7 separate regions of the Homo sapiens genome follow, and regions 1, 3, 4, 5, 6 and 7 are each linked to region 2. Evidence: chromatin loops called from intact Hi-C (ENCODE). Cell type or tissue: PC-9. All regions are shown on one strand. Region 1 overlaps AK8 (adenylate kinase 8). Region 2 holds the start of CFAP77 (cilia and flagella associated protein 77). Region 3 overlaps DDX31 (DEAD-box helicase 31). Region 4 has its middle 6.3 kb from the start of GFI1B. Region 5 overlaps CFAP77 (cilia and flagella associated protein 77). Region 6 overlaps TSC1 (TSC complex subunit 1). Region 7 overlaps CFAP77 (cilia and flagella associated protein 77).

What was found. Hi-C counts contacts between places; a loop is a spot of excess contacts. Peaks named below come from ENCODE experiments on the same cell type or tissue, not always from the same donor. Only the 100,000 strongest peaks of a DNase experiment are listed, where the experiment ranks them.
Region 1: a loop joins it to region 2, with 28 times the contacts of the local background. A loop is called at or near these places in 68 of 110 quality-filtered maps.
Region 3: a loop joins it to region 2, with 26 times the contacts of the local background. A loop is called at or near these places in 17 of 110 quality-filtered maps.
Region 4: it touches region 2 in a loop (24-fold over the local background); 15 of 110 quality-filtered maps call a loop at or near these places.
Region 5: a loop joins it to region 2, with 12 times the contacts of the local background. A loop is called at or near these places in 72 of 110 quality-filtered maps.
Region 6: a loop joins it to region 2, with 4 times the contacts of the local background. A loop is called at or near these places in 13 of 110 quality-filtered maps.
Region 7: a loop joins it to region 2, with 6 times the contacts of the local background. A loop is called at or near these places in 33 of 110 quality-filtered maps.

The regions. Positions count from the first base shown.
Region 1 is chr9:132,798,246-132,802,245 of GRCh38, reverse strand. All of the region lies in intron 10 of AK8 (adenylate kinase 8), which reads left to right. Among named protein-coding and RNA genes, the nearest start is that of AK8, 78 kb to the left of the region's middle. In PC-9, CTCF peaks have their summits at 1,692 and 1,898 (motif pointing right); a DNase peak (open chromatin) is centred at 1,935.
Region 2 is chr9:132,409,046-132,413,045 of GRCh38, reverse strand. It overlaps CFAP77 (cilia and flagella associated protein 77), which reads right to left and starts at 2,835. Exons shown (of 6, transcript NM_001282957.2): 1 at 2,580-2,835. The coding sequence starts at 2,774. LOC105376304 (a long non-coding RNA gene) reads right to left here and starts at 2,405. Exons shown (of 3, transcript XR_930405.2): 1 at 1,315-2,405. RefSeq lists a silencer at 1,678-1,727. In PC-9, CTCF peaks have their summits at 1,583 and 1,782 (motif pointing left); a DNase peak (open chromatin) is centred at 1,785; H3K4me3 peaks cover 323 bases; H3K27me3 peaks cover 3,320 bases.
Region 3 is chr9:132,649,891-132,653,890 of GRCh38, reverse strand. DDX31 (DEAD-box helicase 31) reads left to right here. Exons shown (of 20, transcript NM_022779.9): 7 at 1,399-1,443; 8 at 2,775-2,816; 9 at 3,593-3,657. Among named protein-coding and RNA genes, the nearest start is that of DDX31, 18 kb to the left of the region's middle. In PC-9, a CTCF peak has its summit at 2,475 (motif pointing right); a DNase peak (open chromatin) is centred at 2,490.
Region 4 is chr9:132,970,363-132,974,362 of GRCh38, reverse strand. It overlaps a transcript of GFI1B not described here. Among named protein-coding and RNA genes, the nearest start is that of GFI1B, 6.3 kb to the left of the region's middle. In PC-9, CTCF peaks have their summits at 1,385 (motif pointing right) and 1,585 (motif pointing right); no DNase peak of the experiment used is centred here; H3K27me3 peaks cover 1,605 bases.
Region 5 is chr9:132,572,777-132,576,776 of GRCh38, reverse strand. CFAP77 (cilia and flagella associated protein 77) reads right to left here. Exons shown (of 6, transcript NM_001282957.2): 6 at 3,458-4,000. Among named protein-coding and RNA genes, the nearest start is that of BARHL1, 7.8 kb to the left of the region's middle. RefSeq lists a silencer at 1,468-1,537. In PC-9, CTCF peaks have their summits at 1,378 and 1,586 (motif pointing right); a DNase peak (open chromatin) is centred at 1,576; H3K27me3 peaks cover 3,106 bases.
Region 6 is chr9:132,900,446-132,904,445 of GRCh38, reverse strand. TSC1 (TSC complex subunit 1) reads left to right here. Exons shown (of 23, transcript NM_000368.5): 16 at 1-35; 17 at 629-795; 18 at 1,659-1,841; 19 at 2,747-2,857; 20 at 3,609-3,731. Among named protein-coding and RNA genes, the nearest start is that of SPACA9, 24 kb to the right of the region's middle. RefSeq lists an enhancer at 208-892. In PC-9, CTCF peaks have their summits at 2,232 and 2,431 (motif pointing right); a DNase peak (open chromatin) is centred at 2,345.
Region 7 is chr9:132,505,416-132,509,415 of GRCh38, reverse strand. The region is part of intron 3 of CFAP77 (cilia and flagella associated protein 77); the gene reads right to left. Among named protein-coding and RNA genes, the nearest start is that of BARHL1, 75 kb to the left of the region's middle. In PC-9, CTCF peaks have their summits at 1,370 and 1,571 (motif pointing left); no DNase peak of the experiment used is centred here; H3K27me3 peaks cover 2,652 bases.

The DNA.
Region 1 (4,000 bases), 390 kb before region 2:
GTGAACATTTTAGTTTTGTTCAGGATGGGCTGCACCACGTGCCTGGGAGGCAGCCACAGCCTAAGCAGCCCTCAGGAGCTGGATCCCCAGGCGACATCGGGTGCCACACAGGGGCCTACCAATACCTCCGTGGCTTTGGAGCCCAATTTTGTCCCCATGAAGAGGAGGAAGCCTTGGCTAGGAGGTAAAATGAGTCGCCCAAAGGCAGGCTGCAAGTGGAATGCAGAGCGCAGGGCAGAGTTTGGGCCTCTAGTCCTCATCGTCACAGTGCTCGTCCTCCTAAAAGTCAGGTGGCAGCAAGCAGCCCCAGAGCTGGATTGGCTGGATGCAAATCCAAGCTCCACTACCTGTGAGCTGTATGGCCATGGGCAAGTCACTTCCTCTTCCTGTGCCTTAGTTTTCTAATCTGTAAAATGGGATACTGTGACTACTTCTTTCATAGGGAGAAAACTACATGAATTAATATTTGTATTAGAACAAAGACATGCTTAGAACAGGGCCAGGCTCATCATATGCACTGTAGCATACATGCTTGGTGAGTCAATATACTATCATATCTTTTCCCTCCCAGAAAACTGGGCTCATGGTTCTGTTTGCTGCTGACTTTCTTCTCCCAGATTTCGTGGGCTATGGCATCCTTGCTGCCCTTGAGATGTGGGAGAAAAAACTGGTTCTAAGCCCTGAATTCATTAAAATGGAAGGAAAATCGTGTTCCTTAAATGCTTTGATCTGCAGTGTACACTTAGTGAATACATCACTCTTTAAAATAATCCAGTTCACATGCAGACTGGCCGACCTCTGCTCATTTTCCCAGATACTTTCATATTCCATTGAAAGATGTAAAAATGTACTTTAAAATAAAAATTGTCAAATCATTCTGCACAGTGTGGCTAGCCGAGCATTTCCAATAGAGAAGTTTTACTAATTTGCTAAGTGATGTACCAGTTGTTTATAGAAGAATGTCTATTTTTGAATGGTCTCTTTTGTCACCTAAAACTTCATTTGAAAGGGACAAACTGGCCAGGCGTGGTGGCTCATGCCTATAATCCCAGCACTTTGGGAGGCCGAGGCAGGCAGATCACCTGAAGTCAGGAACTCAAGACCAGCGTAGCCAACATGGTGAAACCCCATTTCTACTAAAAATACAAAAAAAATTAGCCGGGCCTGGTGGCGCACTTCTGTAATCCCAGTCACTCACGAGGCTGAGGCAGGAGAATCTCTTGAACTCAGGAGGTAGAGGTTGTAGTGATCCGAAATCGCGCCACTGCACTCCAGCCTGGGCGACAGAGCGAGACTACTCCGTCTCAAAAAAAAAAAAAAAAAAAAGGACAAACTGAAATATTCACTGTTGGGCATCTCTGCCCCTCAGGTAGCTGTGTCAATGCCGTGTGGGCACCTCAGTCTTGTCTTTGCCTTTTGCCTGAGTAGACATGGTAAAGAAGAGAGTGACAGAAAGTGGGTGGCCCTCTCCAAGGGAGGAGGGGCACAACATGGCCTCCTAGTCTGCAGGGCACCCAGGGCTGATGTACTGACTTCTCTGGTCTTGAAAGAAAATCCAGTATTAACACATTGTTATTTCCTGGCGCCATTGTCTGCCAGGCAATTTTAAACGTTGTTAAGCAGTAGAGATATTAGAGTAGAAAGGTTGGCGTCTAAGAAAACCATGGAAGGCATCTGTTTCATCTCCTACTTGGGGAACCAAGGCCCGGCCAGATGGGGGTTTGTCTGGGGCAATTGACTTGAGTTTACCAAAGAGCAAGCTAGATCCAGTGGCCTTACCCTCCCTTAGGAATTGCAGGGTGCGGCCGATGGAACAATCCCAGTTTCTCCTCATTCTCTTCTCCAGGGTTTGGAAATGTTCTGTGCGTTGCTGGCGGCGTTCACTTGGGGGATGCAGAACCCATGTTTCACCAGCAGGTGGTAGTAAATAACAAACAAACGGCATCACCAACAGAAACACCTGGCGCCAGGTCCTGGCACTGGGGCGCTGCAGGGCCTTCAGGGCACGCAGGATTTCTGGTGACGGCAGCGAGACGGGCTTGCAGGCCCAGCTGCCGGGAATCAGTGCCATCCCGAGAGTGATGGCCTCCAGAGATGGGAGGCGTTCGGCTTTCCTTGAATTAAGTCAGGGCCTGGGCAAACCTCCCAGCAGCCTAGAGTAGAGCCCCTGGCGGGATGCGAGCCCCGCTTCTTTCAGGCACCAGGTTGTGTGAAATGGAAATTAAAAAACAAAACCAAAAGCAACCCCTTTTCCTCCTCCACAGTCCTGTTCCTTTTGTAAGATTCCCTGGACCTCCTGGGTCCTATTGGGATCCTTCAGGAGGGGCGGGACCCAGGGACCCAGGGACCACAGGAGAAAGAGAAGCAAATGCCAGCCTCCCCCATGAACACTGATGCTCATCTTGACATCAATTTCAAGGAGGGCTTGAAGAAGGAAAGAAGTTACACCGGGCAGTTTGAAGCGAATGTGAGGGATGAGGAGAGGCAGTGTGGGTGCGGTGTAGGTATGTAGGTGTGTTTGCTAGATGTGTTTGTGTAATGAGGGTGTGTGCTTCGTGTACTATGTGTGGATAGGTGGGTATACAGTATGTGTTGTGCACGTGGTGGGGTGTAGGGGTGTGGGGGTGTGTGGTGTGTGTGTGTGTGTGTTTGTAGCTGAGTGCATGAGCACATGTCTGTGTGTGTGCGTGCCTGTGTGTGTTGTAGTGTGTCAGGTGTCGTGTGTGTAGACATGTATGTAGTGTGTGGGGGCGTTTATGAGTGTGCATGGAGGGGTGACGTGTGCAGGGCATGTGCAAGGGTGTGTGGGGAGGCACTCAGCTCTTTCCTGTTTGCCCTAGGGTGCCAAGGAGGCTCACATGGCTTGTCGTGAGTCTAGCAATCAACCTTAGCATGTTTTTTATCTTTAAGCCACTGGCTGAAGGAGCTATTTCCTTCTCTCCACTTTTTGTCCTATCTTTATATGCCAGCCCCAGAAACCTTAGTGTCCCTCATATCTTCTCCCTCAACAATAACTGATGGGCAGAAAGCCAAGGTCCCTGCAGGGCTGGCTCTGCGGTGCGGACAGCAGGCGGCGGCGTGGCGCAGCAGGAGGGGCCTCTGGTGCCTGCTGGAAAACCGCAAGCTGGCCTGGGTGCTCTCTCCGAGCCCTTCCCTACTCACACCCATCAGCTCTGGAGCTGGATGTGACCGAGGGTGACTGAAGCCAGACCTGCAGCCCGGGAGGAGTCAGTGCTGCCCAGTTGCATCTCATGGGTGTCGGGACTCCTGTCCGGAGCCGTGGAACTGCTGTGCGGGAGGGAGCCCAATGGGATCCTGGGCCTTTAGACAGGACTCCTTCCCCTTCGAGACAGGAGGGTGGGACACGGGCCCGCGGTGGGGAGTGGAGGCCTGGGAGCATCCCACTTGCCACCATGGATCCCCATCTACCCCCATGCCAAGGGCCAAGCACACCCAGCCCCGCGGGGAATAAATGGATTGAGATTTTAATAACCTGGAGGTCAACTTGAGGACTGCCATCTTTTATGGAAGATCTTGAGAAAAAAAAAAAAAAAAACAAACGAAACCATGTGGTGTGGCCTTATGAAATAATGAGATACTCATATCTTGCAGTTGGCTAAATTTAGGGCTGACAGAACACTCCAGAGAGGTAACCCTTGGCGGTAGCTTTGTATGAAGGGTGAGATGTTAACTGTCAAGCCCAGAAATCAAGCCTGAGGCATCTGACTTAATGGTGAAAGACTTTAGACCGCACTGAAAAATCTCTGTCTGAGAGGAGGAGAAAGGGTAAATGGACAGCATTATCAAGAGGACTCGAAACTTCTGGCAGAGCACAGTGAACCAAGGAGCAGCTTGTTCTCAGCTTTGTGCTGAGCTGGCCAGTCAGACCATGTGGGGCTGGAAACGTGAGTCCATAGCTGGCAGGAAAATCCAAACAAGCCACAGCAAAACAGACACCGAGCCTCAGAGAGGCTGGGACAGGAGACATGGGTGGGTTTGG
Region 2 (4,000 bases):
GTTCAGACTTAGACAAAACCAAAATATACTTTAGTTCTAATCACCCTCCTAAAGACACCACGGCAGAGTGCACTCCCAACCTCTACCATACATAGCGGAAAGGCACACACTACTACGGGGAGCTGAAAATCTATGATGGTGAAACTGACATGCCACAATGAAGAAATCCACAAGCCAAGCTCAGTAGAAATTTCCATAACATGAAAAGAAAAAAATCTTAAAGCTCCACAACCTCACATATTTTCCATTTTCTCTTTTTCTTTAGTCAAAAACACCAAAGTTGTTTCATAATTTTTTTAAAAAAACTAATATAGGAAGCTGTTTGAAGTGGTAAAAATAATGCTGGGCTGGGAGTTAGCAAACGAAGCTGCAAACCCAATCTCTGCCAAAACCTTGAGCAAAACAAACAAACAAACAAAAAAAAAAAAGCACAAAACAAACAAACAAAAAAACCCAAAAAAAACAACAGAGGTGGCTTCAGTGTGCTCATTTGCAAAAAGGGTCCAGAAAAGATAACAGTCAAGGTTCCCTTTTGCGGTCAATTTCTCTGCCAACTTTTATTTATGTCAGGTTTTGACCTCTAAAGTTATAAGATATTCTAATATTATATATGGTAAATACTGAAAAGTGGACGTCATCTTAACTGCTCCAGAAAGTACCTTAAAGACCCCGAAGAACCCACGAAGGAAAGCCAGAGGTAAAGGCTGCCCCCTGGCTGTCCCTGGTGGAAGAAGAGAACCCCAGGCTCCATCATCAGAGAGCACGAGCCTGGACGTGGGTCCCTGCTGCTCCAGCATGGTCACCAGGGGCCAGGGCAGACCTGCTCTGCATCTCGTGCCCTGAAGACAGAACCCCAGTCGTGGGTGAGTCACCTCCTGTACATTTTCCGACCCTAAGCTTGGGTTCAGAAATCAGGGATTGAATTGGTCCTAGAAGCTGTTTAGCTAGTGCCATCCAGAGGCCAAATGTTGTCCTCGATATAGCTGGGTGGGGCGGGGGAAGCAAAAGGAAAAAGGAAAAGAAGGGGGAAATTTACATATATGTACATACATTTTACACATATGTACATGTATATTATACATATGCATACATGTATATATGATAGATGTAAACGGTATGTTATATGGGTGCATACACAAATGCATATGCATGTATGTGTGTGTGTGTGTGTGTGTGTGTGTGTGTACATATTGCTCAGCGTGGGCACCACACACTAACTCACCATGGAGAATAACTCCATACGCCCTCACTTTACACTTCAGTAGGAAGAAGTTGGCTCACTACTAACTACTTGAACAAAAGCAACGACCTAACCTTAATGCAGGTAGTCAGAGGTGGCGGACGTGATTCTCTCCTTCATCCAAGAATAATGGGCCCCACCTGCCTGTCCTGCCTGTCCACTCAGAGTGGCTCTTCTCACGTAGAAGTAAGTGAAGGACCTTGTTCCACTTTGAGAGGCCTAAGAAAGGAGCCTATTCGATGGAAAGGCACGAGTGTGGGAAGCCAGCCTCCCCCAGGTGCAGCCTGCGCCTAGGCAGTATCCTTCCTCCTCTCAGGACCGAGTTTAGGGAAGGCAAGAGGAGGGAGTCAATGTTTTGCCAGGAGCCAATTAACTCAGTTAATTCTAGCACGGGTTCCCTTTTCCCCAAAACAAAAACAAACCGCCACCACCACCTCTGGGCTCTACTCAGCGCCTGGCGGTCACACAAATAATTGTTGTTGAATCCACGGTTACCACCTGCGCCTTCCACTCCCGCACCTGGGACGCGGGGCGCATTTTTAAAGGCGCACTGCCCTCCAGCGGCGCAAGATAAATTCGCCTCGAGGCTTGCTCCCTGACCCCCAAGCCTCAGCCTGACTTCTCCAGTGGCCCCCGGGAAGGTGTGGCCGCCACAGCAGTGTTGGTTTCCCATCAGCGGGAAGCGAGGCTAAAGGTGGGGAGGAGGGAAGTGTAATGGAAGGGAAAGTGATCCAGCCCGAAACCGCAGCTCCCTCATTCTTGTCTGCGGAGCCTCCTAGGCCAAAGATTATGCTTTTTTTCTCTTAGGGTTGTAATTTGGGTAAGAAATTAGTATGATCGAACGGAAATGAACATTCGACGTGATGCTTCCAGGACAGACACGGAGCCACCGCTGCATAGACGTACCCCAGGCGTGCAGCGGAACCGGAGAGGCGGCCTTTACCCTGGGAGGGCTGGCAGCCACGACTTAGACTGGGCGTGTGCGACCTATCTGTCACCCTGTGGGTTCACTCTGTGGGAAACCACAGCAGCACCCATTGCAGCCTTACCCCATGTCAGGCGCTGTCCCGAGGTCCCGCAGAAATTACCCTATTCAATCTTCCCAATCAGTCCCTTTAGTGGTGCCATTATCATCCCACTGTGAGGATGGGGAAACCGAGGCTGAGAGAGGCGACGCGACCTGCATGGGGGTCCAGGCCTGTCTGGACCAGAGCTGGAGCTTCCCACGCTGCGCTCGGACCCCGGGCCGCGGGGCCAGGGCGCTGCGGGTGGGGACCCCCGGCGGCGCAGGTGCCCGGAGCCGGCGACAGCGAAAGCGCGGTGGGCGTGGGGTGCTCACCTTGACGATGAGAGGGTTCTGAAACATGGAGTCCCGCACGACCCCCAGCCGCTCGTTCTCCATGCCGGAACGGATGTCCGCCACGGTCAGGGGCCGCCGCGGGGGCGGGCAGACCTGGCTGACCGTGCGGCGCACAGGCTGCTGCTGCTTCCTCCATCGCGTGAGGTCCGGGCCGGAGCTCCTGGCCTCTGGCATCCTTGAGGTCGCCGGGGAGCCGGCCCGCGGGCTGGTTTGGGCGCGCTTCCCCACGTCGGGCACAGCCTGGAGCTCCGAAGGGCCTGCCGGGCGGCCCGGGCCGCACCACCGGGATCCTGAGGGGGAAACTCAGATGCCAGGACCCCTCCGGAGCCAGGCGCGCCCCGCTCGCGCCGGCCCCTCATCGCAAAGAGCCCCGGAGCAATGCAGGAGCCCCGCGGGATCCTCAGGGCGTCTCCTGGGCCCCGCGTTGCAGACTGGGAGAGGAAAGAAAACCAAGACCACCCCTGGAGGACGAATGCAACGGCCCGTCTCCTTGGCGACGGGACGCCAACAGAGCCCGGCTCGGCTTGTACTTTTCTTTCAAGAAACTCTTGGTGGCTACCAGTGTGGACTTGTTTGGAGTTTTCCTGAATCGATACAGGAGAACCGAGAATCTCCAGTGGGTTGCGTTCAAAGCGGCGTGGCTCATAGAGGGTCATTTACATTTGTCTTCCAAGTCGAAGACTCCATCCTCTGCTCACCCCCATTCCACTCACAACCCCTCCCCACCTCTGCTCTTTGCGCCACACACACACCTGAGACAGAGCACTAAATGCATTCCAAGCCTGATGCTGATGCTGACCCACTGGGAGGACTCGGGCAAGTCACCCTCTTGGATCCTAAGGGCTTTTTTTCTTTTTTTCCTGTGAGATGGGTGACAAGGAAACGCTAGAGTTGGATTACATCAATGGTTCCCAAATTTAAGCAACAGAATGAAGGGAAATTGAAAAATACAGATTTGGGCTGGGCTTGGCTGCTCACCCATGTAATCCCATTGCTTTGGGAAGCCTAGGAGGGAGGATGGCCTGAGCCCAGGAGTTTGAGACCAGCATGGGCAACATGGTGAGGTCTCATCTCTACCAAAAATTAAAAAAATTACCCAGGTGTGCTGGCACACACCTGTGGTCCCAGCTATGGGGGAGGCTGAGGCAGGAGGATCACTTGAGGAGGTTGAGACTACAATGAGCCGTGTTTCGGCAACTACATTCCAGTCTGGATGACAGAATGAGACCATGTGCCAAAAAAAGAAAAACGAAGATTCACAGGACTCACCCCAGACTCACTAAATCAGAATATCTGGAAATGGCATCTGAGGCTCTCCTTTTTTTTTTTTTTTTAAGAGACGGAGTCTTGCTCTGATAATGACATGAGCCACCTCACCAGGCCAGATGCTGCATTTTTAA
Region 3 (4,000 bases), 240 kb before region 2:
CATCTGATGTTTTTCATAAATGTCTTGGTTATTTTTGTACATTTATTTTTCCATATGAACTTTCAAATCAGGTTGTTTGGTTATATATGTTATTTTATATATACACATTTGTGGCATTTTTATTAGCATCACATTACGTTTATGGAGTGATTTAGAGAGAATTAGCTTATATGTACTATTGCATCCTCTTATCTGGAAATAGGGTGTATCCTTCCATTTATTCAAAATTTACTTTATGCCCCTCAGAGGTGTTTTTAAATTTTCTTCATATAGATTTTGTATATTTTTTGCTAAGCTTATATTCCTTTTATCTTTTTTGTTGCTATTAACTTTTTATATTGGAAGGCTGTTGAAATTTTTTTTTTTTTTTTTTTTTTTTTTTTTTTTTTTTTTTTTGAGACTGAGTTTTTCACTTGTTGCCCAGGCTGGAGCACAATGGTGCGATCTCAGCCCACTGCAACCTCCACCTCCTGGGTTCAAGTGATTCTCCTGCCTCAGCCTCCCGAAGAGCTGGGATTACAGGCGCCCGCCACCATGCCCAGCTAATTTTTGTATTTTTAGTAGAGACGGGGTTTCACCATGTTGGCCAGGCTGGTCTCAAACTCCTGACCTCAAGTGATCCGCCTGTCTTGGCCTCCCAAAGTGCTGGGATTACAGGCGTGAGCCACTGCACCTGGCTATTGATTTTTATATGTTAATTTTGCATTCAGCTGCTTGACAAAATTATCTTGTTTGTAATAGATTTTACATTAGTTCTCTTATGGTTTTTTTTTTTGTAAGATAAAATAACATCTGCTAACAATAATTTTGTTTCCTATTTTCTAATTTTATACATCATATTTCTTGTCTGATTGTATGGGCCAGGACCTCTAGAACAGTATTCTAGAATAATGGGGTTAGTGGGTGTGTTAGTCCATTTTTACACTGCTGATAAAAACATACCCGAGACTGGGAAGACAAAGAGGTTTAATTTGACTTACAGTTCCACATGGCTGGGGGAGGTCTCATAATCATGGCAGAGGACGAAAGACATTTCTTACATGGCAGCAGCAAGAGAGAATGAGGAAGACGCAAAAGCAGAAACCCCTGATAAACCCATCAGATCTCGTGAGACTTATTCATTATCACGAGAATAACCGGCCCCCCTGATTCAATTACCACCTCACTCCTGCCCCCCTGCCCTTCCTCCTACAACATGTGGGAATTCTGGGAGATACAATGCAAGTCGAAATTTGGGTGGGGGCACAGCCAGACCACATCAGTGGGCAACCTTATTTTGTCCCTTTCTTCATTAAGAGTGCTTCTGATGTTCTACAACCGGCCACCCCTGTGTCCTGTCCGTTTGGAGTCTGCCTTTGTTTATCCTGCTCATGGCATTTTTTTTCTGTGTGTCAACAGCGCAGTGATGGCCCCTATGCCCTGGTGCTCGTGCCAACGAGAGAGGTAAGCAGGCTCCCTTTTGGGACAAGTTTTAAGCACATGCTTTCACTAATGTCCCGTTGAATTTAAAAGTGGTTTTACCATGTTTCTCCCTACTGCACAAGCCACTGCACACCAGTTCCATTTGCCTGGAAACCATCCTTCTGGTTCTTGTCAAGGAGAAAAATTCAAGTAGTCTCTGAGAATCATAAGTATGGAAAAGTATTTTCCTATTGTCTAGAAACTAATGATACTATTAAATGTCTGTTTAATTGGGTTTTGAATTAAGTTGCTAAAAAAAAACCTACAGAAATGCAATTTTTTAGCAACTTTATTCAAAACCAAAAGCAGTTGGCTCTGAAAATGAACCTTTATTTTTTTTAAGAAGCTACTGCTACCAAAAATGTTACTTGTTCCTAAAAGTTAAACTTTTCAATATTTTTTTCTTTCTTGGTGGAAATCTCTTCTATCTGATCTATTTTATTTGCCTACAGAGGCAACTTCAGATTAGGGTATGTGGTTTCTATATCAAATGCTAATCACTTCCTTACAGAGAATTGATCACAGAGATGATTTGAAGTCAGCTTTTCATATAGCCTGCAGTCCCCTATCTCAGCTCAGTCCAATGAAGGAGCAGGCACAGAAGCTATTAAAATTTTTACAGCAGCAAACTTGCTACTTCTCGAGGATGCTTCATGAATACTAAATATGTGGAAACTGTATATACGTTCTTTAAGAACGGGATTCTGTATGAGGCATTTTTGAAGGTTGTTAATGGTTGTAGCCTACTTTAATTTTCACTTGCTTTGTTCTCAAATGGAGCTGTTGGTTTGCTTTTGTTTTATTGATATAAACTTGAGGAGCGACCATCTCCCAGGCTTCAGATATCCTGGCACAGTTGTAGAATACAGTCATCGCTCCTTGAGAGCGAAGTTCCCAGAGGCTACCCTGTTGCGTCACTATTGTGGTTTACTCTGCGTACATATTATATTCTTTCTCTTTCTAAGGAGAGTCAAATTCAGGTTACTTTGTTTCATTCTCTTACGTTTTTGTGCACCACAGACTTGAACTTCTCTGTGTGGCACTCTGGGAATTTGAGCCAGCAGAGGGAGCACAAAACACTATTTTTGTGTATGTCCAAGAAATAGAAGTGTTGTCTTTACCCTCTTTGCCCAAACTGACAGGTTGCAGAACCAGTCTAAGAACAAGGTATATTAGATTCTGTGTATAGGATTTTTTTTCTTCTTAAATCTTAACTTGAGGTCCAAGTTTGGATCCTAATCACATTAAATTGTCTTTAAAAAAAAAAAAAGGGGGATCCTGTTCATCATCTATAACTTTTAAAATTTTTACAGCTAGCTCTACAAAGCTTTGACACTGTCCAGAAACTGCTTAAGGTAAGGCAAACCATGAGTTCCATTTCATCTTGCTTGCTGACTTTGAGGAAGGATTTAATATACTACAGTCTATTCTTTATTTTCAAAGAGATAAGAATTATTTCCTTTTGCCTGGATATCTCTGCTCTCTCTAGGCAGTTTATAGGTTTTTACTGATCTAAACCTACCAATTTCTAGCTTAGCTGAATTATCAGTGACTCCTGGTGCATAAAGTCCTGCAATTTGTTCATCATAGTCACTAGCAAGCCACATACAGAAATTCACAGGTACAGCCTGATGGTGATCCAGTAGAAAGCAACTTAGCTGCAAGTAGGATTTGTTTAAGAAAGGAGAGTGAAGGCTTCAGAATCAAAGCCAGCCAGCTCACCAAATTGGATCATGAATTGATCCATCCTTTCTTTTATTAGGGGTGGAGAGTAGGGAAGGGTGTTGCTTGGGTTTTTATCTTAACCCCAAAAATGGCAGTAGACTTACTGACATGTGTTTTCAGTTCAGGCTCTGTGGGAAAAGAAAGGCAAGCTACTTGAATGATTTAAGAAGCTCACATTTCTCTCTCACTGTGGTAGAAGCTAGTTATATACCTATAATTCAAGTTACTGCTGATAGTGAACATGGGTGTAGCAATGCCTAGGAATTGTGTCTGCACAATAACACCTTATACAATGAGAAGCACCAGTTTTCTCCCATGCCTTGTTTAAGGAAAGGGAATTTGGAATCAATGTCTGATGTTAGTAAAGGGGGCTTTGCACTGACTGTGGTCTGCTGTCTTTCTGTAGCCTTTCACCTGGATTGTGCCTGGAGTGTTAATGGGAGGAGAGAAGAGAAAATCAGAAAAGGCCAGGTAGGAAGAGGTTTGTTGGTTGTTGTTTCCTTCTTGAATGTGTCCTGCCTTCCTATTCAGTAAGGCTGGGTCCTTCTAAACCTGCTGAGAGCTTTGTCTCAGGCTCTGCTTCCTAGTCCCGGTGCACAGGGACAGATTGAGTCAGTGGGGAGCGGTCACCTCTAGACGGTGCTGTTTTTTAAAATATTAAACCTACAAACAGGTTTCCTTCTGATGTTGCTAGTAACAGTGCTGTCAACTTCTTAACTCCCACCTACCCAATGCTCTATAGCATCCCTGGTTTAGTATACATCCACCTGCATGCCACTCATTTTTGTGGACATTAAGAGTTTGGGGTTTTGTT
Region 4 (4,000 bases), 560 kb before region 2:
GCCTCCCAAAGTGCTGGGATTACAGGTGTGAGCCACCGCGCCTGGCCATCTTCCTATCTTTTAATTCATTTATTTATTGCTCTAACTTCCCACAAGGAATGTCCATGCTACAAGAGCAGGAACTGTTTTTCCAGGCACACAGCTCAGGGCTTAGACTCTCCAGGGCTTAGAACAGTGTTTGGGAGACACTAATGATATCTTCACAGAGTGAATAAATGAATGAATGAATGACTCTCTCTCCATCATCTCGGCTTTGCTTCCCTCTGTGTTGGCCTCATCCTCACGCCATGATCTCTACCCACTTTATGCGGCTCTTATCTCTGGGCCTAGGAACCCCAGTGGAAAGAGAGATTCCTCCTCAATTGTTTCAGAAAGATTGCTAGGGTTGACTCTGATTGGCCCAGCCTGGTCACAAGCACATCCAGCACCAATCATTGTGCCCAGGGGGAGGGATATGGGCCTCTCATTGGCCGGGGCTGGCAGACTTTCCCGCCAAAACCATGAGGTTGCTTAAGTGTAGAGGAAGAGGTGGGTTTGAGCAGGAACAACAGCTGTCATTAAACAGAATAAGGCCAGAGAGGCGTTTGGAGCCATGGCTTCTATCTTCTACCTTCTAACTGTCCTCTCATTATCACCTGGATATGCTGTGTCCTTTCTTGCCTCACCTGTTCCCCTTGTCTGGAATGGTTCTTTCTCTTCAGCCCCCTCCTTCACAGCTCAATCCAGCTCTCAACGCCTCCAGGAAGCCCTCCCAGACGCCCCACAATCCAGGGAGTCATCTGTTGTCTACAGATTTGGCCCACCCGTGACGACCCTTGGATTCCTGTCTTGCTCGGTTACTCATGGGGCCTCACTTGCTTTTCGGTGAGACTGGGGGCTCCTTAAGGGCAGGAACGTCATGGGGTCCTCTGTCTGTGGACAACGGGCGTGGGCCGGGCCTCAGCACACACGCTGGCCTGCAGGGACCATATCAGGGCTGAATACATGGGAACCACCACTGCTGAGGCCGGGCCACGGGCCCTCTATAAGGACAGCTCCGGCAGGTGCAGGTGGGCTGGGGAAGCTCTGTGCGGGGGTCGTGGGATATTGGGGGTGAATGTTCTGTGCCGGGTGGCACCGGGGCTACGACACTCCCAGGCATCGGCTGTGTGAACTTGGGCAGCTTCTGGCCTTGGCCCAGGACAGCCACAGAATGTGACGGTCATGAGCTGAACCCAACAGTCCTGGGAATGGGACAATGGACCCGGTGGTCCCTGCCCTCCAGGGGCTCCCAGAGAGCCGGCTGGGCATTGGGGCTCGTCTGCTCTATGTACATCTTGGTGCCAGAAAAGTGCCTGCTGGCTCTGTCCCGCTGCGAGTGCGCTGAAGGGTGGACAGCAGTGGGCAGCAGGCCAAGTAGGAAACGTCCACCTGGTCATCGGCGGCTACGGACCTCTTTCCAGGTCCAGGCTCCTTACCGGGGGCTGCAGGCAGTCGACGTGCGGGAGCCCGGCTTGCAAACCCTGCCTGTCGTCGGGGCTGGCACTGCCCTCCGACTCCCCACCCTACGACCCAGGCGCTCCGCTCCACACGGGAAGCAATTCACCATCCCACCACACGGTGGCACTCCTGCCTACCTTTCCTCGAACAAAAACCAGCCTGAAAAAAGTGAAAATAATTATCTGTGTACAGGTACATGCTGTTTGAATTACAAGAGTAATATATGATCAGAGTTGAAATAAGAAAAAGAAGAATATGCACCTGTGTCCCATCCCCATTAACTATTTTTTCACTGAGACAGAGTCTCACTCTGTCGCCCAGGCTGGAGTGCAGTGGCTCCATCATGGCTCACTGCAGCCACGACCTCCTGGGCTCAAGTGATCCTCCTGCCTCAGCCTTCCGAGTAGCTAGGACCATAAGCACACACCACCACACCCAGCTAATTTTTGTTTGTTTGTTTTTGAAACGGAGTCTAGCTCTGTTGCCCAGGCTGGAGTGCAGTGGTGCAATCTCGGCTCACTGCAACATCCACCTCCCAGGTTCAAGTGATTCTCCTGCCTCAGCCTCCCGAGTAGCTGGGATTACAGGCGCCCGCCACCACGCCCAGCTAATTTCTGTATTTTTAGTAGAGACGGGGTTTCACTATGTTGGTCAGGCTGGTCTTGAATTCCTTACATCAAGTGATCTGCCTGCCTTGGCTTCCAAAAGTGCTGGGATTACAGGCATGAGCCACTACTCCTGGCCACCTGGCTAATTATTTTTTAAAAATTTTGTAGAGACAGGGTCTTGCTCTGTTGTCCAGGTTGGTCTCAAACTCCTAAATCCATGAGATCTGCCCACCTCGGCCTCCCAAAGTGCTGGGATTACAGGCGTGAGCCACCACACCCAACCCAATTTTTTTTTTTTTTTTTAGACAGAGTCTTGCTTTGTCACCCAGACTGGAGTACAGTGGCATGATCTCAACTCACTGCAACCTCTGCCTCCCTGGTTCAAGTGATTCTCCTGCCTTCGCCTCCCTAGTAGCTGGGATTACAGGCACGTGCCACCATACCCAGCTAATTTTTGTATTTTTAGTGGAGACAGGGGTTTGCCATGTTGGCCAGGCTGGTCTCGAACTCCTGACCTCAAGGGATCTGCCAGCCTCAGCCTCCCAAAGTGCTGTGATTACAGACGTGAGCCACCATGCCCGGCCAACAGTAACGTTTTTGAAGTCTATTTTTCTTGTTTCTTTCTCTGTCTCTCCTTCTGTCTCTCTTGCCCTCTTTTCCTCCCTGCTTCCCTTTTCCTGTCTCTCTTTCCCACTTGTATGTGTTTATAATGTTTTCAATTCAAATTAATCCACATTGACCCTTTGCTTTTGAGTAACCACACAGGCAGATGACAACTCCCCCAGCTTGGAAGTTGAAGTCCCTTCAACCCTCCTGTCTTAGGGAACCTCAGATGGGGAAGGGCAGTATTCAGGTGGGAGGCCATGGGGTGAGGTTTGGGGTGCATCCACTTCTCGAGATGGCTGGTGTGCCTCAGAGAAGCATGGAAGGAGTGTGGGGGGGACACAGGGAACTTGGGTGGGAGTCAGGGACTCTGGGTGCAGGTGAAGTACAGGACAGCGTTCAGGCCACAGGCCTGCCTGAAGCTCCCCAGAAACCCTGGCAGGGGTGTCAAACCCATGGGCCCCACTTCTAAGTTTAGGAAATAACAAGAAGATTGACAAGTCCATCTGGGCCGGGCGCAGTGGCTCACACCCATAATCCCAGCACTTTGGGGACTGACGTGGGAGGATTGCTTGAGCCCAGGAGTTCAAGACTGGCCTGGGCAAAATAGTGAGTTATTATTTCTCAGCAGAAATATTCAACAGCTGACTATAAAACTCTGCCCTTTCTCTCTTTAACTGGATGGTTAAGAGCAGTCTTAGTTGCGGCAGGGTTAGGGTTAGGTGATGTCAGCTTGATTCTTATCAGGTGAGTGGTGCTAATTTACATGGCAGGTTGATTATTAATGAAACACCTGACATTTGGTTACCGCCCCATAAACTCTTGATGACTTCCGCATTGGTGTTCTCCCTAGAGACTCACAGAAATCCCACTCTGAGGCTGCAGAGATGAAGGAGGAGCGAATGAAAGTTTGTTGAAGCTTACCCTGGGCCAGACAGGGTGGAGGGGCTTTATACGCCTCATCTCTTAGTCTTTTGGAGCATTTTGCCGCAGGAAATTACCGAGCATATGATGGAAAACCAAGAACCAACCCCCAGGCAGGGCTGGCGCTATGGTCAACCACATAAGTAGGGGCAATCTGCCTGATCCACTAGGGCACAGACACACCCCCCTGGCCAACCTTTTCTGATGAGCACCACACTGCACGTCACAGATCAGGAAGCGTGGCCATGGATGCATGCAACTCTGTGCTCTTCCCAACAAGCTCTCTCTCTGTGTGCGTGCGTGCGTGCATGCGTGCGTGTGTGTTCATTAGCCAGCCTTAGGAGGGTACAAATCTCCCAGTGGGTCCTCACCTCCCCAGTCAAGCC
Region 5 (4,000 bases), 160 kb before region 2:
GGGATAGATGAATTAAAAGCCAAACCAACTCTGTGTGGATCCAGGGACCTCCCTGGGGACTAGAATTGGGTCTGTGGCCTATGAGCAGTGCTTCCAGGAGCCCCCTGCTAGGCAGGCAGCAGACATGGCTGGCCTTATGGTAGCTCATGGCTACCATTCCTCCACAACAGTGAGACTCCAGAACCACCTTCTCTCTTCTGACCAAGGAAATTGTTAATTAATTATATGGTTATATCTTAGAGAGAGAGACAGAATTAATGAAGTTTGGGCTCTAAAAATCTGGCCATGGACTGAAGCCAGTGGGGGTCAGTGTGGGAGGAGAGCTGGACCTTTCATCCGGGAAGTCTGTCCTGCCACTGTATGGATGCTAAGTAGCTCTACCACCCTTTATCTTCTCCTGGATGTTCCAAGGGGGACCTCCTGGCCCTGTCTGCAGTCCCTTGCTGGGAAGTAGATCACTTCCCTCCTGCCCAGTGGCAGCCACCATAGAAGTCAAGAGCTGAACCTCAACAGCACCAGAACCAGAGTTCAAGAACAAATCAGAAAAAAAAAAATGCAAGGGAGACAGATCCAAGGAGTGGGAGCCTCTTCAGTTAAGATTTTGTGCAATCGGTATCTCAGCCTGCCCTTTCTTCTCAAGAAATGGTGGTGGGTGAAGACTCAGCCTCGTCTCCAGGTGTCCTTAAGCCTGTCCATCTTCATGAGTCCTCTTCCCAACGGCTCCATCTCCACGCTCTGGCACCCAGTCCTGCACTTGCCCCGTCCACCTTGCCAGGTGCACATAAGTGTGGTGCTGCCTCCCTCTTACCTTGGAGGGGACTTCAGAGAATTTCAAGCAGGCCAGGTGAGGGCCCAGACCAGCTGCCTCCCTAGGCCTGTGGAAACAGTGCCTGTGGACCTCTTTGGTTAAACCTCCTATGAGGTGTTGCCAAGAAGGTCAACCAGGAGGTAGAATGTTCCTAACTGCCAACCAGTGAGGAAATTAGCCAAAACGGAGGCACAAAGTCATACCTCCAACGACACTCACGCTCACCCGGCATTTGTTGGTGCGTGACTGGGAGGACTTGGGATGGAAAGCTAGGCTATCCCCATTTCCATCCATCTTTCATTGGGAAGGGGTTTTGGGGGGCAGGCTCTGGAACGTGTCGTGGACGTCACTGGCCTGGGAGAGTTCACTGCCCTGGCTTCGTGAGTGGACTCAGGATTCCTTTCACGTCCACTTTCCACCTATGAAGTTGAGGAAATGGCAGTGGAGGGAGACGAACAAGATGATCCCCAAGGCCCTTCCAGGCTGGACGCTGTGGGGACTCTATCCAGGTCATAAAGGGCAGGTAGTTGCCCCAGCCAGGGTCAGCTCAGGTGAGGACAGGGGTTTGGCCGAGGTGACAGGATACCCAAGAAAGTAGAATCAGGCCAGAATCAGACTCGGGGCTTTGTGCAGTCACAGATAATCAATGAGGCGGGAAGAACCAGGCTTGGTGGGGGAAGGACGCCAGGAGAGAGGGAAGGGCCGGGAATCTCCGCCGCCTCTGACTCAGACTCGCCAGCAGGTGGCACTGTAGGACAAGGAGCTGAGGGTCTCTCCAGTGAGCACTGCTTCCGGCCTGGGCTGGGAGCACCCGGAGGACTCCAGAGAGCACCCAGAGTGATGCTTCCAGGGCATCTGCCACAGCCCTAGCGGGTCCCACAGCAAATGGGGCAAGGAGTGATTGGAGAAACAAAAGAGATTTCCTAGCTGAGCCTGTCCTGCCTGCCTCGGCCCAGGTCCTGGGGAAAAGCAGGCCTGGGAGGGCATCTCTGTTGCCACAGTGGGGCCAATTTTGGGTTCTTCAGGAAACTCTTCTGCCTCCTGATGTGCCCCCTCCCCTTTCCGTAGGGGATTTCAGAGCGAAAGAGTGGGCTCGATTCAAAATATCCTTCAGCTTCTGGATGTATCTGGATGAAAGCCCTCCGTCCTCGTGAGCGTCCTGGCCTGCCCAGTCCCTCAGTCACTCACAGGGCTCTGGTTGATGCCTCTGCAGTGTGAGTCAGTGATAAGAAAAAAATAATAATTCATATTAATCTATTGCTTAAAAGTGCCAGTTGCTGTACTAATCATGTCATGCACATTCTTTAATGTAATGGTCACCTGATTTAGCTTGAAGACACAGTCTGTGATGCGTGGGGTCCTGTCTCTGAGATGAGGCATAGAGAGGATAGGACTGTTGCTCAAGATCACACAGAAATTGCTGGGCAGAGCTGTGCTTCGCACTCTTTTGCGGTATGGCGTGCTACCGCCTGCTCAGGGCCAGCCCACTCAGACTCTGCCTGCTTGGGAGATTGGAGGGATGAAGGAAAATGAGTATTGAAGACTTTTGGCTTCCACAGCTGGGTAGATGGTGGTCTTACTTATGAGATGGGAAAGACGGAGGGAGAAGTAAGTTTGGCAGAAAAAAAGTCAAGTGTCTGCCTTGGCTATGGTGGTTAACAATGAATGCCAGACACCCAAGGGGAGATGCTGAGTGGGCAGTTGGATAAATGAGTCTGGGGGCTGGGCGTGGTGGCTCATGCCTGTTATTCAAGCACTTTGGGAGGCTGAGGCGGGTGGATCACCTGAAGTCAGGAGTTTGAGACCAGCCTGCCCAACACGGTGAAACCCCATCTCTACTAAAAATACAAAAATTAGCTGGGCATGGTGGCATGCGCCTGTAATCCCAGCACTTCGGGAGGCTGAGGTGGGTGGATCACAAGGTCAGGAGATCGAGACCATCCTGGCTAACATGGTGAAACCCCGTCTCTGCTAAAAATATTTTTTAAAAATTAGCCGGGCGTTGTGGCGGGCACCTGTAGTCCCAGCTACTCAGGAGGCTGAGGCAGGAGAATGGTGTGAACCCAGGAGGTGGAGCTTGCAGTGAGCCGAGATTGCACCACTGCACTCCAGCCTGGGCGGCAGAGCAAGACTCTGTTTAAAAAAAAAAAAAAAAAGAAAGAAATCCTTGGCTGGGCGCGGTGGCTCATGCCTGTAATCCCAGCACTTTGGGAAGCCGAGGGGGGCAGATCATGAGGTCAAGAGATCAAGACCATCCTGGCCAACATGGTGAAACCCCATCTCTACTAAAAATACAAAAATTAGCTGGGTGTGGTGGTGCGCACCTGTAGTCCCAGCAACTCGGGAGGCTGAGGCAGGAGAATCGCTTGAACCCAGGAGGCAGAGGTTGCAGTGAGTTGAGATTGCGCCCCTGCACTCCAGCCTGGCAACAGAGTGAGACTCTGTCTCAAAAACAAACAAGCAAACAAACAAAAAAAACCCTTAGATTAGAAATGATATTTAAAACTTGAAAATTTGCCTCCCTCAAAAAAGGTGTGGCTGGAATGTTTTGGAGGTTAGCTTACCTTGAGAGGTCTCTATGTGGCAGCACCCTCATTTGATGTCTCTAAGGCTGATTTGCTCACTGGTTTTCAAATGGAGACACAAAAGGAGGATGACAAATAGCATTTTTAATTTAAAATAGATCAGCATAAAATTTTCAGAGAGAATCCAAAGAACACACGGAAAGACCGAGTGAGGAAGTGTCCAGGAATTCGGCTGAGAAGCTCAGCAGCCTGTGTTCAGCAGTCTACCCGCTGGCCTGGAAGGCTTTTTCCAGAGTGGGTTGACCTTCCAAAGTCAGTCCTGGGGGAGGAGTCCAACTTGGCCTGCTTGATTGACGGGGCCCCAGCACTGAGGAGGCGGGGGCAGGCTCGAGTAATGAACCATTGGCTCTTCCTGCTGTCAGAGGTCCCAGAGAGATAATACTGCCGTGATGAGACATCAGGCATCCCAAAAAGAGCAATTAAAACTCATGTTTGGAATAGAAAATGAGGGCTTTCAAAGCACGTCACTGTCATGCTTTCTGCAGCAAATACACAGGTCGTTCTTAACACTTAATGGGCAGAGCCATGGAATCGACCCTTAGCCTGGAGTCTAAAAAATTGTCTTGTAATTTGGGCTTGTCTTGGCAGGTGAGGGCTTGAGAAGAGG
Region 6 (4,000 bases), 490 kb before region 2:
ACCCAGCAAGTCTGTCGACTGGACCCACTTTGGAGGTAAAGTTGTTACTTTAGCTCCAAATCCAGCCCACATGGTTCCTGCTTGCTTGTTGCCCTTTCTGTCCTTGAAGGAGGTGCCCTCTGGGAAACAGATCTCCCCTTGGCTATTGCTCCGGCCAGGCTATCTGCTTGGCTAAAGGATCTCAAGTGTTGCCAAGTCAGCATTTCTTATTTTTGAAAAGTGGCAAGTACTATGCGCTTGAGAGTATAAGTGCAAAATACAGACTTCCTGCCAGGCTTCCCTGGAGAAGACCAGAGTGAAGCATCTTCCTGGGGGAGAACACACAGCGAAGGAAGTGTCTTGAGAAACAGGGCATCTGAAATGCGTGATCTAGATTTGTGGGGAAAGGAAAGCAGGCTCTCAAAGAGTCATCCCACATGATATGACCTTTTGCATTCCTTCACGGGGGAGACACATAGTCCATACTTTCCCCCCTGCTGTTGCTGGGAGTCAAGTGGTCATTTGCAAAGAGAGTGGTGATTTGTTTTTAAAGAATTGTGTTTGTTAAGCTAACAACACATGGGAAGGGGGCTTGATTGAACCATCTGTAAAAGGCATTTCTGCCACCCTCCCTCTGCTTTACAATCAGGCTCTCCTCCTTCAGATGAGATCCGCACCCTCCGAGACCAGTTGCTTTTACTGCACAACCAGTTACTCTATGAGCGTTTTAAGAGGCAGCAGCATGCCCTCCGGAACAGGCGGCTCCTCCGCAAGGTGATCAAAGCAGCAGCTCTGGAGGAACATAATGCTGCCATGGTGAGGACTGGGGAGGGGACAGGTGGAGCTTGCTTTTTGTTTTGTTTTGGGTCAGCATGATAGCTTATAAAGCACAGCAGCCGAGGAGGTCAGAGTTCCCAGTCCTTCCCACTCCTTTGGGCAGGTCGCTTGAGATTAAGACATGAATGGTGACACCTCGGAATTCCCTCATAATTCTCAGAAACCGTGGGGACAAGTGATTTTGTGTGTGTATGTTTGCATGTAACTGGCCATGATGATGAAGGGTCAGAAGATGATTTTATTTCTCCAAATGTAAAACCAACTCTTGTAAAGCTATTTCATGGCACAAAACTGAAGCGTGTATTGTACAGCGGGTGTGAAGCCAGTCAGGCCTGGAGTTTGAATCTTGGCTCTACCAGTGTTACCTTAGAAAAGTAACGTGGCCTCTTGAAGCCTCTGTTAGCCATGCTATAAAATGGAAATAACAATAGCAGCACCTGCTCTTTAAGTTGTGATGGTTAAAAGAAATTATGTCGGTAAGCCCTTGCTGAGCGCCCAGCACACTGCAAGCATTCAGTAAATGCTCATCGTTTCAGTGAACTTAGTACCATGTTTGAGAGATTTTATTCCAGTGTTGGTAGTCAGACTTTTGAAAGTATTGGAAGCAAACTGATCCCTGAGAAGATTTATTTAAGCAACTTAAGATCCATTTGCTTAATGTAAAATTTGGAAAACCTTGACCTAAGGCCAAGTAAGACAGTAGTGAGCTCTAAGAGTTTTGGTCTGTAGTTAGTTACATTTTCAGGGTAGCTTATGACTATTCAGATGAAATGTTCGCAGTGTGTGTTAAATTGCCTGTGTTGGAAGACAGCTAAAATGATGACATTTCTGGTCTCTGCTAGAAAGATCAGTTGAAGTTACAAGAGAAGGACATCCAGATGTGGAAGGTTAGTCTGCAGAAAGAACAAGCTAGATACAATCAGCTCCAGGAGCAGCGTGACACTATGGTAACCAAGCTCCACAGCCAGATCAGACAGCTGCAGCATGACCGAGAGGAATTCTACAACCAGAGCCAGGAATTACAGGTATAAACTGCAGCACCAGGCAAAGCCAACTGCGAGAATGCCGGAGAGCAGTGGGGAGGGAGGCAGTCAGTTTCCCTGGGTGTCCTTGACTTGTTCAGCTTTACTAAGCTGAATGCTTTTCTCTCTGAAATCATGGCAGAAATTCTTCATGGCAGGTGAATCTTACTTAGGACAGAGGTTCCCCAACTTTGTTGGTTCATATAGTAGCTCCCTTAGTGTCTCAGTCATTTTTTTTTCTGCAGCCAAAAGGAAACAGTTAACAGTTCTGCTCATTAAGTAGATCTGAATAACTTAGTGAGTACGAATGTCCTAAGAACTTAGTAGCTGTTCACAGATAATACACATAAATTAATTTTTAAAAAAATAATTGCAATTACTAATGCCTCGTGTGCACCTATTGGGCACTGCATGGTATCTCAGACCTTGAAATCAGAGTGGACAGTGACACCCTCATTTCCTGTTCCACACTGGTTTTCCTTGTGGTGCTTTGTATCACTGCACCCAAAAAAACCCGGCTTCACAAAGACGTCATCCACAGACACAGCATCATTTCCAGCCAGTTAGTAATTCACAGAGTGTCCAACAGATGGCGCTGCGTCTCCCTCGAAAATTCAGAATCTTTCTGCAGCATCCCTGTGAGTTTGCTGTGTAGCCTCAGGGCTCTTTGGTGCACAGTTTGGGAACTGAGGATCTAAGGTCTCTTTTTTTCTTTTGTTAAACAGTAAGGAACTCAGAAATCAACCATAACTTACTTTTTAAAACTAAGACATCAAATTCTGAGGGCCCAAGAAAGTAGAGCCGTTGAGCTAAGGCATTCCCAGTCCTCTGTGGGCTGGTGGCTAGGTAGGCCTGTGATCTGGCCTGTTGGTGTTCCTCAAACTTCATGTCCACGTCTCTTTGGGCAGACGAAGCTGGAGGACTGCAGGAACATGATTGCGGAGCTGCGGATAGAACTGAAGAAGGCCAACAACAAGGTGTGTCACACTGAGCTGCTGCTCAGTCAGGTTTCCCAAAAGGTAAGAAGAAATGAGGCAGACCTGAATCTGCTGAAACACCATTTGCTAACATTCTTCCTTCAGACAGGTTAAAGAAATAGATTACTTGAGTGTCTGTGTCATGGGTTCCCAACAGGAAGTGGTTCTGCTGCCCCCATAGTCCCTGACATTTGGCAATGTCTGGAGACATTTTAGGTTCATGTTTTTGGTGCTGCTGGTATCCAGTGGGTAGGAGCCAGGGTGCTGCCAAATATCCTACAATGCACAGGCAGCCCCCTGCAACAAAGAAGTATCCATCCTAAACCCTGCTCTATGTGTATCCCATGGAACTCTTTCTTCATACCTTGTTTACATAAATGTCAAAAGTTTGTTCAGGTTTTTGAGCGTGATTCCTCCTTCTTTGGGAATCACTGCACTTCATACATCATTTTGTCAAGAACGGTGAGTTTTCCCTAGGGCTTTATGCCACTGGGCCTTGGTGGTATACCTGTCCACCTTCTCCAGGTGTTCTGTGGGTGGTCAGTTTGATGGACTGCATTTGTGCTGTCCCCTTTGCAAAGCACAGTTCTGAAGTGTGTTTCTGTCTATTTTTGTTGTCCTTGGGTACCATCCTCCCCACCTGCCATTATGTCAGGGACTGTGAACCCATGGGACTGGTTTATTTTGCCTTAACATTGAAATAGTGTGCTCCTAGCTGATTCCCTGTTTAATGACGTCTATGTGCTAGTTTTATGTCGTCGGATTTTTCACTTTGCTCATGTTTTTTGGTTAGCTCTCAAACAGTGAGTCGGTCCAGCAGCAGATGGAGTTCTTGAACAGGCAGCTGTTGGTTCTTGGGGAGGTCAACGAGCTCTATTTGGAACAACTGCAGAACAAGCACTCAGATACCACAAAGGTATGCCAGGGCTCGGGAGCCAGACCTTAGTGGGGAAAGCGTTTCAGACCCAGACAGTATGTCTCCCGCATGGCATAGAGAATGGCTTGATGACTTATTTCCTAAAAGACGGAGCGGCAGTCCCACTACTCCGTGGTCCAGCTATACAAGCACTTTCCAGCCACCATGTGAGCTTGTTTCTCCTATTGGGTTGCTTTGAAGTTAACTCACACTGAAAGCACCTAATGGTAGTTGGTAGAGAGTAGGTGTAAAGTGTTTCCTTTCTCTTC
Region 7 (4,000 bases), 96 kb before region 2:
GGAGCAGGGGACCCCTGTCGGACTCAGTTCAGGGGGCTCCCAAAGCCCCAGCAGAGGTAGCCCGGGCTGGGCAGCCAGCCAGTGCCTCCACCTCCCAAAAGAACCTGTTCAGGCCGCTAAGGGCTAGGGTCCTGGTGTAAGCTGCCTGGACAGAGTCCCCACACCTCCATTCGCCACCTGTGACCTCTTGCTGAGGGACAGAACCTCACCATGCCTCCCTTTTCTCATGGATAAATAGAGGTGACGGGCGTCTGCTGCACAGGGCTGCAGTGAGGATTAATCCATTTGCTCTGTGGAAAGCCAGGCCCCAGTAGGTGCTCATCAGCGTTGGCCGTTCATTGCTGTAACTGTTGTTCGTAGCCGCCATCTCGCTGCTGAGGACTCACCTCCGCACCAGGCCACTGGCACCAACGTGAACGGAGCTCAGGATGAGAAATGACTTCCTCGCCCAGGGCCTTGCTCTGCCTCCTGGAAGCATGCGGCCTGTGGATATGAACAGCCGCCCTGGAGGGAGACTCGGCTCAAATCCTGGTGCTGCCTCCAACTAGCCAGGAGACTTTGGGCAAGTGACTGTCTCTGAGCCTCAGTTTCCCCATCTGTAGAATAGGGATGATAGTCTCTACTTGGTAGAGTTGTATTTAATGAGATGAGGTACAGGGCTCAGTGTTGGACGCAGCGGTCACTCAGTGGGGGCCCAGAAAGTGTCAGCTGTGAGGACTGCCCCCTTCCAACACACATTCTGAACACACACAGCTATGAGGACTGCCCCCTTCCAACACACACTCTGGTCCTCATTTTGTTCTCTGAAGCCTCTGAGAGCAAAACCCCCCCACTGTCCTAATCCCAGGGCTTCAGATGGTTATAGACAGCTGCTGTGTCTCTGCGGCATCTTTTCACGTCCAGCTAGGAGGACCTCATCTCTTCTCCTGTTCTTTGTACACAGTAGACACCCTCCCCCTCTCCCGCCCATCATCCTGACGGCTCCCTTCTAGACGATTTCCTGTTTATGAACCTTCCCTTGAATGTATGATGTCCTGCATTCTTGAGCTTGATACTACAAGTATGGCCTGAGCAGCTGAAAAGAGCAAGGAGGTCACCTCCTTTGTTCTGAACTTGCTACCTCTATTAACATGGCTGAGGAACACATTCATTCTCTGAGGCAGCATCACTGCACTGCAGACTCATGACATCAGTCGGCGGCGCGGGGGGCGGGGATCACAGCGGAGTCTATGAAGTGTCATCTCTGGCTTTAACGTCCCCTCTCTGGGTCTCAGATGGACTCTCTCTTTGCTTCTGATAACTGTCTCAAAGTCTTAAAGGGCCCCAGACTATATTCGAGTGCTCACTATGTGCCAGGCATTGTGTTGGACGCTGAAGATGCAGCGATGGATGAAACTGACATTCTCCCTGCGCTCTGGGACCTGACATACAGCAGAGGAGTATTAACGACAGTCGCAGTCAGTGCCAGGGAGCAGATTATGCGGGGGACAGGAGAAACTTGGCTTTGCAGGGGGCAATGTACATTTCAGGCCCTCTCTGAGGCCCGGGGATCTTTGCGAGATCCACATGCTCCCCCTTGTGGTCAGACCAGGTTTCATTCAGCCGGGTTTCAGGACACCAATAAATGCAGACGTGGTCTCGCCCTTCAGAAACTGCCTCGGATCTCTGGGATGGCTGCTGGGGAAAGGGCTTATTATTATTTTATAGGAGCTTGGGTGGGTGGCTTGGATTTTTTTGGCCATCGGATCCAGGAGAAACAAAATCACCCAGAGTGATTGATGGGCCCACTGTAAATTTGTAAAATATATCAGCTTGGCAGAGAGATTCAAAAAAACCTGTCAGGCAGCAAACATTTTTTTAACAGCCTGTAAAATTTCCTGCATCCTTCACATTTGTCAGCGTCAGGCTGATGATGCATCTGATAGCAGGACCAGCAGCGGCTGCAGACAGAAGGCTGGGCCAGCAGCATTTCCCGCTTATCTGATGTTTCTTATGTTTCCATGGTCTGAAGGCTTTCTGCACCAGGATTGGGGGTGTAGACCAGGCTAATTAGTGCTGATCTAAGGATGCTACTCAGGTTGCACGTGGCAACTGGCTTTATATCTGGACCCCAATGTGGCCATTTGTTCATGCACTCATTCAGCAACTCCACGAAGGCCTCCTCCGCAAAGGCACTGTGGTCAGCACCACAGATCCTGGCGTGAGAAAAGCAGGCCTGGAGCATCCAGCGTGGTGAAAGTTCTGGATGCCCTGACAAGAAGTTTGAGTTTATCAGGAAGTGGTTGCCGCTGAATGTGAAAGGGAAGGAAGTGACCCAGAAAGGAGAAGCTCAGCAGGTTCTTTGGGTCTGTTCAGATTAAGTTCTAAAGCCTTAAGAAAAATCCAGACAGGATGGCCTTACACAGAATCCTGTCTCATCCCCCTTCTAGTGCTGGAAAAACATGAGCAGAGTCCCTGCCCGTGTCACCTCTACCCCTGTGTTAGGGAGGCAGATCAGACCCTTGGTCACTGTCATAGGCATTCAGGCCACACTAATCCTCCTCGCACTGCACAGAAGCCAAATGACTTGACCTCTCAGACCCTCTGTCTCTTCTTCTGTAAAACGGGGATAGAAGCATTCCAACCTTGTACTCACTTGAGCTAACTTTGTACTCACTGAGCTATTCAGAGTTAGTTAATGAGGATGCTCCTGAGGACCTCGGCAGTGTCTGACCTGAGGTAGTAATAATAACACATAGTTGCCATTGTTAGTGCAAAGTAGGGTCTTCCCACCTTCCATCTGGCCCATGTGAGACACTGATGCGCAAGGGGCTGCTTGCTGGTTGACTGAGTGATGGATGTTCCTGCTGGCATCTGTGTCTTGACTGTGGCCCAGGCTCCCAAGCAGAACAGCGGCAGAGCCCAGGGTGCCCAGAGTCCACCAGGAGCGCCAGCTGCTGCCGGGCCCTCCCTGCTCCTCCCCTCCCCGCCATCCCTGACTCATCATAATCGACAGTGCCGGGCCAATTAGGAGCAGTAACAATTAAGATGTGCCGAGGGCATGCGAACATTTGCAAACACTTATTAAAGTGCATCAATAATTAAGTGTGTCTTTAATAGTTACATATCTGGCCTCCAGACATATCTGTTTCCGGACCTTGGGTGGCAGCATGCTTTGAGATCTGTGTTAGGGCCTTACACGCTGGTAATGAGAATTTAAAATTCTTCCCTGACTTGAATTCTGGGATTTGACAGTGAAACAGCAGCGAGAGAATGCCGGGGCTCTTTCCAGCTGCCTGATCCTAGAGGTGTGGTCTTCAAAGCCAGCTGCCAGACTGGATAGAAATCCGGGCTCTGCACCGTAACGCCTCGGGGAGGGCCCTTGCCCTCCCTTTCCTGGCCTGTGAAGTGTGCAGAATGATACCTGTCTCATAGGAAGGACATAAGGGTTAGCAATTATGTGTGCAAAATGCCTGCCACGTTTAAGATCGATGCAGAGCAGCTTTTGTTAGCGGTGGCTCATACTGTTATCAGAGGACACAAAGAGGCTGCCGTTAGCTGAGGGATCGAGACAATCCGTCTACACCAGGGGTTCCAAACTCCGTGCCTACCTGGACTAGGCAGGTAACAAAAATGAGAGAAGCCAGTCTGGGTGAGGACTGGGATAAACAGTCCATGGATTCTGTCCAAAGGGATGCTGCCCCTCAGCCCCAGCCCCAGGAGCCAGGCAGAGCGCAGATCCACTTGCCCAGGCTTCTGTTTGTTCAAGGGAAATGGAAAATTCAGGTATTTATATGAAATCTCCTGACTTTTTAAAAATGTGGCAACTCAACCTTTTTTTTTCCTTTAATTACTGTACCAGCCAAACTCCTCTGTGGATTGATTTAGCCACAGCCCCAGGACTGACCCTATGTCTACACGGCCCCCAGTCTGCCCCCATGTCTACACAACCCCCATTTTCCAGATAACTCCTCAGGTCTCCACTTCCTGCAAGCCACAGAGGCTTTGGGATTGAAATGCA